Linked DNA regions of Homo sapiens: region 1 is linked to region 2. A link is a contact called in ENCODE Hi-C or POLR2A ChIA-PET data. All regions are on one chromosome and are shown on one strand. The core of a region is the stretch at or near the end of the contact, and the rest is flanking DNA. Distances in the headings are between cores, read along the strand shown.

What was found. Hi-C counts contacts between places; a loop is a spot of excess contacts on that map. ChIA-PET counts read pairs that join two places held with the same protein, here RNA polymerase II (POLR2A). Pooled maps may share reads with other maps.
Region 1: a loop to region 2 is called in a pooled map, with 7 times the contacts of the local background. The contact joins two enhancer-like sites. A Hi-C loop is called at or near these places in 1 of 168 maps with a recorded cell type or tissue (GM12878), 33 of 37 single-sample maps with no recorded cell type and 7 of 50 pooled maps. POLR2A ChIA-PET finds 5 or more read pairs at or near these places in 2 of 52 experiments (GM12878 and OCI-LY7).

Annotation. Positions count from the first base shown.
Region 1 is chr2:62,142,992-62,147,853 of GRCh38, reverse strand. It overlaps the pseudogene RPSAP26. Among named protein-coding and RNA genes, the nearest start is that of B3GNT2, 51 kb to the left of the region's middle. Within about 2 kb of position 2,038, at least 3 of the 41 ENCODE cell types and tissues checked have a DNase peak (open chromatin) inside an H3K27ac peak, as active enhancers do; they include GM12878 and OCI-LY7, where a contact is called at or near this core.
Region 2 is chr2:61,993,217-61,998,112 of GRCh38, reverse strand. The region is part of intron 1 of COMMD1 (copper metabolism domain containing 1); the gene reads right to left. Among named protein-coding and RNA genes, the nearest start is that of COMMD1, 90 kb to the right of the region's middle. Within about 2 kb of position 2,437, at least 2 of the 41 ENCODE cell types and tissues checked have a DNase peak (open chromatin) inside an H3K27ac peak, as active enhancers do; they include GM12878 and OCI-LY7, where a contact is called at or near this core.

The DNA.
Region 1 (4,862 bases), core at 789-3,288, 150 kb before region 2:
CTTGCAAGACTGGAAGTTTCTCTAGGTGAGTCAGTGTGTGAGATGTCAGTGAATGTGAAGGCCTAGGACATTACTGTACCCTACTGTAGACTTTACACTATACACTTATGCTACACTAAATTAAAAAATTTTTCTTCAATAAATTTAACCTTAGTTCACTGTAATTAACTTTTTGGCTCTCTTTTAATAACACTTATCTGAAAACACAAACACACTGTACAGCTGTATAAAAATATTTTCTTTATAGTCTCATTCTGTAAGCTTTTTTCCTATTAAAATTTTTAAAAATTTATTTACTTTTTAATTTTTTCTTGTCAAAAACCAGGACACAAATACACATTAGCCTAGGTGTACACAGGGTCGGGATCATCAATATCACTGTCTTCCACCTCTACATCTTGTCCCACTGGACGGTCTCCAGGGGCAATACGCGCATAGAGCTGTCATCTCCTATGATAACACTGCCTTCTTCTGGAATCCCTCCTGAAGGACCTGCCTGAGGTTGTTTTACAGTTAACTTTTTTTTTTTTTAGAAACTGATGTTTATTTTCCATCAACCATTTTTCCATGTTGCTTAAGAGCCTATGCAAGAACAGCTTAAGACCAGTCAGTGGTTGCTCCTACCCATTCAGTGGCCTGAGCAGTGGGAGCTGCAGACCAGTCTTCCGTGGCAGGCTGAGCGCTCCCGTCTTCAGTAGGGAATAGGCACAGAGGGCACCTGTACACCTTCAGACCAGTCTGCAACCTCAGGCTGAGTAACAGTGAACTCAGGAGCTGGAGCAGTCCATTCACCCTGAAATTCCTCCTTGGTCACTGCCTTTTCAGCAGCAGCCTGCTCTTCTCTTTCAATCTCTTCAGGATCTCTGTAGAAGTACAGATCAGGCATGACCTCCCATGGGTGTTCACAGGAAATGGTGCCACGCATGCGCAGAACTTCCCGAGCCAGCATCCACCACATCAAACCCACTGAGTGAGCTCCCTTGTTGTTGCATGGGATGGCAATGTCCACATAGTGCAGAGGAGAATCTGTGTTACACAGCGCAATGGTAGGTAGGTTAACATAAGATGCCTCCATGAGAGGCTGGTGGTCAGCCCTGGGGTCAGTAACCACAAGAAGCCGTGGCTCCCGGAAGGCTGCCTGGATCTGGTTAGCGAAGGTTCCAGGAGTGAAGCGGCCAGCAATTGGAGTGGCTCCAGTGGCAGCAGCAAACTTTAGCACGGCCCTCTGGCCAGTATTCCTGGAGGATATAACACTGACATCAGCAGGGTTTTCAATGGCAACAATAGCACGAGCTGCCAGCAGAAGCTTCTCCCAGGTCCTCTTCAGATTTATGATATAGATGCCATCACTTTTCCTTTTATAGATGTACTGTTCCATCTGGAAGTCAAGATTGGTGCCACCTAAGTGAGTTCCTGCTGCAAGGAACTTAAGGACATCCTCCTCCTTCATTTGCAGGACATCAAGGGCTCCGGACATTGTGAAAGTTTCCCTTTAAGTTACGATGGGAATCCAGAACAACGCCGTATGGACCCCTCTGCAGGTAGCGTGGAAAGGACTTTTTTTTTTTTTTAATAAGTAGAGAGTATACTTAAAAGATAAAAAGCACAGTATAGTAAGTACATAAACCAGTAACACACTTATTATCAAGTATTATGTATTGCACATAATTGTGTTATATTTTTATATGACTGGCAGTGCAGTAGTTTATTTATACCAGCATCACCACAAACACATAAATAATGTGCTATGACACTAGTGATGGGAATTTTTCAGCTCCATTATAATCTTATGGGACCATTGTCACACATGTCATCTGTCATTGACTGAAACATCGTTACGCGGAGCATGACTGTAGATATTCTCATACACTGCTTGTGAAAGTATACATTGGTTGGGCTACTTTAGAGGGCTATTTGCCAATATTTATATGCATTCTGAGTTTGAGAGATTCTGAGAACTATGCTGGAGCCACTTCATACCAGCTAACAGAGCTGATTGTGCATTCATGTCTCATTAGTAGTTTGAAATCGGCCATGGTGGAAGAATTCACACCATGGAAATTGGCAAATGCTACAAATCAGCCCCACTTCCTCTTTTTGGAAGACTGGTTGTTAAACATTTATTAGTACTCTAAAGTCTATTTGACAGTGTCTACAATAAAAAAAAGAAAGAAAGAAAGAAAAAGCACATAACCCATGATACAGTATTCCTGTTTTCTAAGATATATTTGTACATGTAAACAGGGATGCATGTTCAAGGATGTTCACAGCAGCATTATTTGCAATGGAAAATTGAAGACAACCTAAAAACCCACTCATTGATAGTGTAAACCAAAAAGCATCTGAGACAGGTCTCAATTGATTAAGACGTTTACTTTGCCAAGGTTAAGGACCGTGGCCCATGCTGCAGCCTCAGGAGGTCCTGAGAACATGTGCCCAAGATGGTGGGATTGCGGCTTGGTTTTAGGGAGACAGAAGTTATGGGCAAAGACATAAATCAATACATGGAAGGTATACATTGGTTTTGGCCTGGAATAGGGGGACATCTCAAAGTGGGAGTTGGGGGCTGTTTCTAGGTCACAGGTGGATTGAGAGATTTCCTGACTGGCAGTTGGTTCAAAGAGTTAAGCTCTGAGTGAAGAGTTGAAGTCAGCTTGAGTTATGGTAAGGGGGGAATGTTTTGGAAGCCAAGGTTTTTGTCATGTAGGTGAAACCTCCAAAGAACAAGCTTCAGAGATAATAGATGTGACAGTCTCTTATCTGACCTAAAAGGTGTCAAACTCTGTGGAAAAACCTAGTAGAGGAAGGAGATTCTCTAAAAAAATGCAAATTTCCCCCACAAGGGACAGCTTTGCAGGGCCATTCAAAGTATGTCGAAGAAATATATTTTGGGGTAAAATATTCTGATCTCCTTCCGGGCCTGCTGTCTGTCATGAGATGTTACATCAGAGTCAGGTTGGAATTTGATCTTATTGCTACAAAGAGTCTGTTTTGTCGGTCTTAAAATCTCTGTTTTAATGTTAATGCTGGTCAGTTGGGTCTAAACTCCAAAAAGAGAAGGGTATATAATGAGACCTTCCCCCTCTCTTCCTGTCATGGCCTGAACTTCTAACCACCCCTCTTCCTGTCATGGCCTGAACTTTTTCAGGTTTTTTTTGGGATCCCCTTGGCTGAGGGGGTACATTCAGTTGGTTGGGGAGATTAGAATTTTGTTTTTGGTTTATAATAGGAAACTCAAAAACAAAAACCTCCAGCCTATTCTAAATGGAACACTATGCAGCAGTTAAAATTAATAAACTAAATTTATATAAACTGTTGGGAGAAAAAACTTCTCTACCAATTTAGGTCCAATTGGTCGGTGGCCTGTGAATCAACTGACAATACACAGATTAACAGGAGAAAAACGTACTACATATGCGAAGGTACCCTAAAGAGAGTAGCTCCCAGAATAGCTGGGGGGGAAAAAATCACACAGCCATAAAAGAGAATAAAATCGTATCCTTTGCAGCGACATGGATGCAGCTGGAGGCCATTATCCTAAGCAAATTAATGCAAGAACAGAAAACCAAATACCACATGTTACAAGTGGGAGCTAAACTGTGGATTCTTATAGACATAAAGACGGCAATAATAGCTACTAGGGACTACTGGGGTTGAAAGACTAACTACTGGGTACTATGTTCACTACCCGGGTGACAGAATCATTCATATGCCAAATGTCAGCATCACACAATATACCTAAAGTATCAAACATGCACATGGACCCCTAAATCTATGAACACAATTAATGGCTAAACTTCTAGGTGCAAAACTAGGGATGGCATTTGGGCTGTAAAGAATGGCACAGGCTGTGGTTACCCCAGTAACCACTTTCTTCCAGGACTCACTCAAGGCAATAGGGACTTGCTTGGTCTTGCCCCTTCTGTTATGGTTCCAGGGGTGGTTGCCCAAAGGTGATGCAAGTTGATTCTCCCAGGGATGGGTCCCCAGTGAGAGCTCTCAAGCTATTCAGGGACCTTCAGAGCCAAATTCCCCTAGCATTTTGTTCAACTCTTCCCCATGTGTACAGGGACAAGGAAGGGTTTTGCATTATCCTTTCCCATTTGTTGAAATTACATCTATAAGAACTGATGAAGAGAAGGGTCAGTTTTTTCCACCTGTCTCAGGGAACTGGGTGGGCCTGATAACTCTCCCACTACATGCTCCTGGCCCCAGATTATCTGGTTACTTATTTTTAAACTTCCTGATATTAGGGGAAAAGATTTTTCCCTAAATTCCCTATAAGTGATATTTGAAGCGGTGGTACGCCACCCAGCAAATGGCTGTATCCAGTTTTAATGGTTCATAAAGTAACTTATGAAGTGACTTGTTTTCTTTCAATTCAAAGGAAGTCTGGGGAAAGGCACCATTCATTCATTCAAGATGGGGTCTCAATATGTTGCCCAGGATGGTCTTGAACTCCTGGGCTCAAGGATCCTCCTGCCTCAGCCTCCTGAGTAGCTAGGATTACAAATGTGGCAGTTTGAAAGGCACTTTCTTGGTCTATGTGGTCCGCCTGTACCCAGATGATTTGGAGCCTCACCTTTAGTCCCACCCTGGCCAGCCAAACCAGGGTCAGCCTGGGGCTCCAGGAAAAAATGAAATGTTACATGGCCTTACTTGCCTTTTTCTGCTATTCATAGGCTGATATTGGTTGATAGTAAATATAAACCCACTGGGCAAGTTCATTTTTGCACAGAGTGACAACCGTCACTGAACTCTGTTTTAAGGGAGGGATTTTGGTGGGTTTTTTTTTTTGAGACAAGGTCACCCAGGCTGGAGTGCAGTGGCATGATCTCGGCTCACTGCAGCCTTGACCTCCT
Region 2 (4,896 bases), core at 1,188-3,687:
GTTGAGAGAGGTGAGAAAGTTTACAGAAGAAAAGTTTGAAGCAAGGTTGGTTCATGAGGTTTAAAGAAAGAAGTTGTCTCCATTAACACAAAAGCACAAGATGAAGCAGCAAGTGCTGACGTATGAGCTGCAGCAAGTTATCCAGAAAATCTAGCTATTTGATGAACGTGGTTACACTAAACAAAAGGTTTTCAATATAGATGAAATAGCCATATATCGGAAAAAGATACCATCTAGGACTTTATTTTTTGTTTGTGAGTTCTCATAAAATAGGACTTTCACAGCTAGAGAGAAGTCAATGCCTAGCTTCAAAGGACAGGCTGACTCTCTTGTTAGGGGCTAACGCAGCTGGTGACTTGAAGTTGAAGCCAATGCTCATTTACCATTCAGAAAACTCTAGGGCCCTTAAGAATGATGTTAAATCTACTCTGCCCGTGCTCTATAAATGGAACAACAAAGCCTAAACAGCATATCTGTTTACAGCATGGCCTGCTGAATTTAAAATACTCAGCTGAATTTAAAATATTCACAGTGCGCTTAATATTTTACGTAAAACTACTGCTCAGAAAAAAGATTCCTTTCAGAATATTACTACTCACTAACAATGCACGTAGTCACTCAAGAGCTCTGATGGAGACGTACAAGGAGATGTTATTTTCATGACTGCTAACACAGCATTCATTCTGCAGACCACGGATCAAGAAGTAATTTTGACCGTAAAGTCTTTTTTTTTTTTAAGAAATACATTTTGTGACCAGGCATAGTGGCTCAAGCCTATAATCTCAGCACTTGGGAGGCCGAGGTGGGCAGATTGCTTGAGCCTGGGAGTTCAAGACCATTCTGGGCAACATGGCAAGACCACGTTTTTACAAAAAATACAAAAAAACTAGCCAAGCGGGGTAGTACGCATCTGTGGTCCCAGCTACTTAGAAGGCTGAGGTGGGAGGATCACTGTGAACACAGGGGGTCAAGGCTGCATAAGCCAAGATGGCACCATTGCACTCCTGCCTGGGTGACACAGCAAGACCCTGTCTAAAAAGAAAAAAAAAAAAAAAGAAAGAAATACATTTTGTAAGGCTATAGCTGCCATAGACAGTGATTACTCTAATGGATCCAGGCAGAATAAACTGAAAACCTTCAGGAAAGGATTCACCATTCTAAGTGCCATTAAGAACATTCACGATTCATAGAAGAATGTCAAAATATCCACATTAAAGGGAGTTTGGAAGAAGTTGATTCCATCCCTCATGGATGACTTCGAGGAGTCCAAGATTTCAGTGGAGGAAGTAACTGCATATGTGGTGAAAACAGCAAGAGAACAAGAATTAGAAGTGAAATCTGAAGATGTGATTGAATTGCTGCAATCTTATGATCAAACTTGAATGGATAAGAAGTTACTCCTTATGGAGGAGTAAACAAAGTGGTTTCTTGGTATCTAGTCCTAGTAAAGATGTTGTGAACATTGTTGAAGTGACAACAAAGGACTTAGAACATTACAGAAACTTAGTTGATAAAGCAGCAGCAGGGTTGGAGAGAACTGACTCCAATTTGGAAAGAGGTTCTACTGTGGGTAAAATGCTATCAAACAGCATCACATGCTACAGAGAAATCTTTCATGAAAGGGAGAGTCCACGGATGCAACAATCTCATTGTTGTGTTATTTAAGAAATTGCCACAGCCACCCCAACTTTCAGCAATCACCACTCTGATCAGTAAGCAGCCACTGACATCAAGGCAATTCAAATCCCACTTCTGACACACACACACACACACACACACACACACACACACACACACATTTAGAAAACAAAAACAAGACATCAAGGCAAGACCCTCCACCAGCAAAAAGAATATGACTAGATGAAGGCTCAGGTAATCATTAGCATTTTTTAGCAATAAAGTTTTTAGGTTTTTTTTGGGAGATGGGGTCTCTGTTACTCAGGCTGGAGTGCAGGAGCACAACCATAGCTCACTGCAGCCTCAAACTCCTGGGCTCAAGTAATCCTCTGACTTCAGCCTCTTGAATAGTAATAAAGTATCCCTTAATTAAAGTATGTATACTGCTTTTAAAGACACAGTGTTCTTACACACTTAATATAGTGTAGTATGATATGGTATGGTATAGTATAAACACAACTTTAATGCACTAGGAAACAAAAAAATTCATGTGACTCGCTTAATTGCATTATTCACTTTATTGTGGCCACCTGGAACCAAACCCAAGGTATTTCCGAGGTATGTCTGTATTACTGCACTTGACCCTCATAATCAATTTTCAAAGGCAATGAGGTAGATGATAGTATTATAGTGCTCTTCACTCTCAACTTACAGAAAAGGAAACTGAAGCTTCAAGCAGTCAACTGATTTTTCTGAAAGCACCATGAGATAAGTGCAGGGCCAAAGCCTCAACAGTTAAGCCAGGTTTCCCTCTGATTAGCTGTCACAAGTGACTACACAGAGAAGTAGACTCGGTATCACTACCACTGAAAAAAATGTAAACTGGTACATTCTGTCAACAATGATACAGAGATGCCAGTCCCTAATGAGTAGCTACAATGCTTCAGTTGCTGGCCTTCAGAGATCCTGAGACATCAAACAATGATTTGAAGAGTATTACCACAAATTTTTTACTTAAAGTTTAGATGACTGAGTGAGGAATATGTAAGTGTTCTCAGAACTTAGAAGGCCAACTAGCTCAGTTTAACAGTGAATAGAAAAACTGAGAGATAAGATTGAGAAGGCAGTCTGGAGCCAGATTAAAGTACATCAAGTTTAGACATTGTTATATATACGTAATGAGGGGCCACTAAAGGCTAGGTAACTGGGAAATCATGATGCAACGTGTGGTTTAGAACGCTGAATCTGGCCAGTGTGGTGTCACACGCCTGCAGTCCCAGCTACTCCAGAGGCTGAGGCAGGAGTATTGTTCAAGCCCTGGAGGTTGACAATGACCAGCCTGGAAAACACAGCAAAACCCTGTCTCTCTTTTAAAAATGTTTTTAATGAAAAAAAAATTTTAAGCTGAATCTGATAACAGTAAGTAGTTGGACTGAAGTGAAAAATTTTCAGAGGGCTAGGGCAATGGAGCCTAGGAGAGGACAGCAGCAGTTAATAACTTAGTCCCCAGGGTAAGCCTCCCCTTGCCTCTTCTTTGCTATGCCCCTATCTGCTAGTGGCCATGGGGACTGGCATAAGCTCCAAACCAGACAGATCACAATATCCTCCTTTCTCTGGGCGCACTGACTGGTCCCAATTTAGGGCAGGAGAAATGATCTTGTCTTTTTGGGTCATAGTATAAGAAGGACATGAGGCTGGAGTTACAGACAGCATTTTCTTGGACCTTTTGGCAAAAGCATGTCTGCAAGAAAATAGAATGAAGTGAGAGTGGATTTTAATGGGGTGATATCCCTGTTTTATAGTTCCCAAGACCCTAGTTCCTGCAGGCCTTCCTGCAATTCTATAATGCTATCTCAGCATCCTTCCTACAGACAACCCAAAATTCCATCAACTATTCAATTTAAGCTGTATTCCTATCATTTGGAACCAAGAGTCTTGACTAAAAGAGGGTGGTGGCAGTGGGAACAGAAGAATGTAAAGGTAACAACACCAAGTAGAACACAGGCAGAGCAAGTGAGACTGGAGCTGAAAGAAAAACAAGCTGTCTTTCATTTCTTCATTAATATAAAAAATTATATGGTAAATATTACAACTTTCTGGTACATTAAAGATATTTCACATTACAATTCAATAAACATTTACTGAATATCTGCCTATTTACCAGATAGCAGGACCCCAAACCTCTGGCTATGCCAATCAATACAAATACAGGCTGGGCGTGGTGGCTCACACCTGTAATCCAGCACTTTGGGAGGCTGAGGTGGGCAGGTCATCTGAGGTCAGGAGTTCATGACCAGACTGACCAACATGGAGAAATCCCATCTCCACTAACAATACAAAAATTAGCCGGGGGTGGTGGCAGGTGCCTGTAATCCCACCTACTCGAGAGGCCGATGCAGGAGAATCGCTTGAACCCGGGAGGCGAAGGTTGCAGTGAGCCAAGATTGCGCCACTGCACTTCAGCCTGGGTGACAGAGCGAGACTCCGCCAAGAAAGAAAGAAAGAAGGAAAGAAGGAAGGAAGGAAGGAAGGAATTATTTTGTATAATATACTATAATTAAGTCAAATTATTTCCACTGACACCTTGCTTCACAATATTATGTCACAACTCAGGTAATTTGTATCATTCTTCTTCTCAAATAATATCAAGAGATATCCATTCTGATATAATTTCATCTGTGACAAAAGTTATTTTGGTTGGGTTCCAGTCAATAATATCTTGAACTAGGGTCAATTCATCCAAATTTAGAACAATCAAAAATTAAATGAGAAATTGATTTTGGTTTAGGTTCAAAGTCATCAATTTTCACTTAAGAAATATTTGAATAGCTACCATAAAACAGATACTGTTCACAGCACACTACTTCCATCTACTGGCAGCCTAGGCTGACAGCCTGGTACTCATCCTTTATTCTTCTCTCTCTTCCACATCTTGAATCAGTGGTTTTCAACACTGGCTGCACATTAGAATCCTGAAGTACAATTTTAAAATATCAGCGCCCAGCTATTATCCCAGAAATTCTGATTTCCAGGAATTATGGAGTAAAGCCTAGGCACTGGTATTGTTAAAAAGCTTCCAAAGTGATTCTGGCAGGCAACAAAGTGTTAAAAACAAATGCCTCTGGCAGTAAAATGAGTTCGAAAAGAAAAAGAAAAACAAATGCCTGTAACTTTCAGTTGTCAAGTTCTACTGATTGTTACATCTGAAATAATTCTCTAATAATATGTCCCCTCTGATCTGTCCCTACTAGCTGGTAGAAGCCCTCACTATCTTGAACC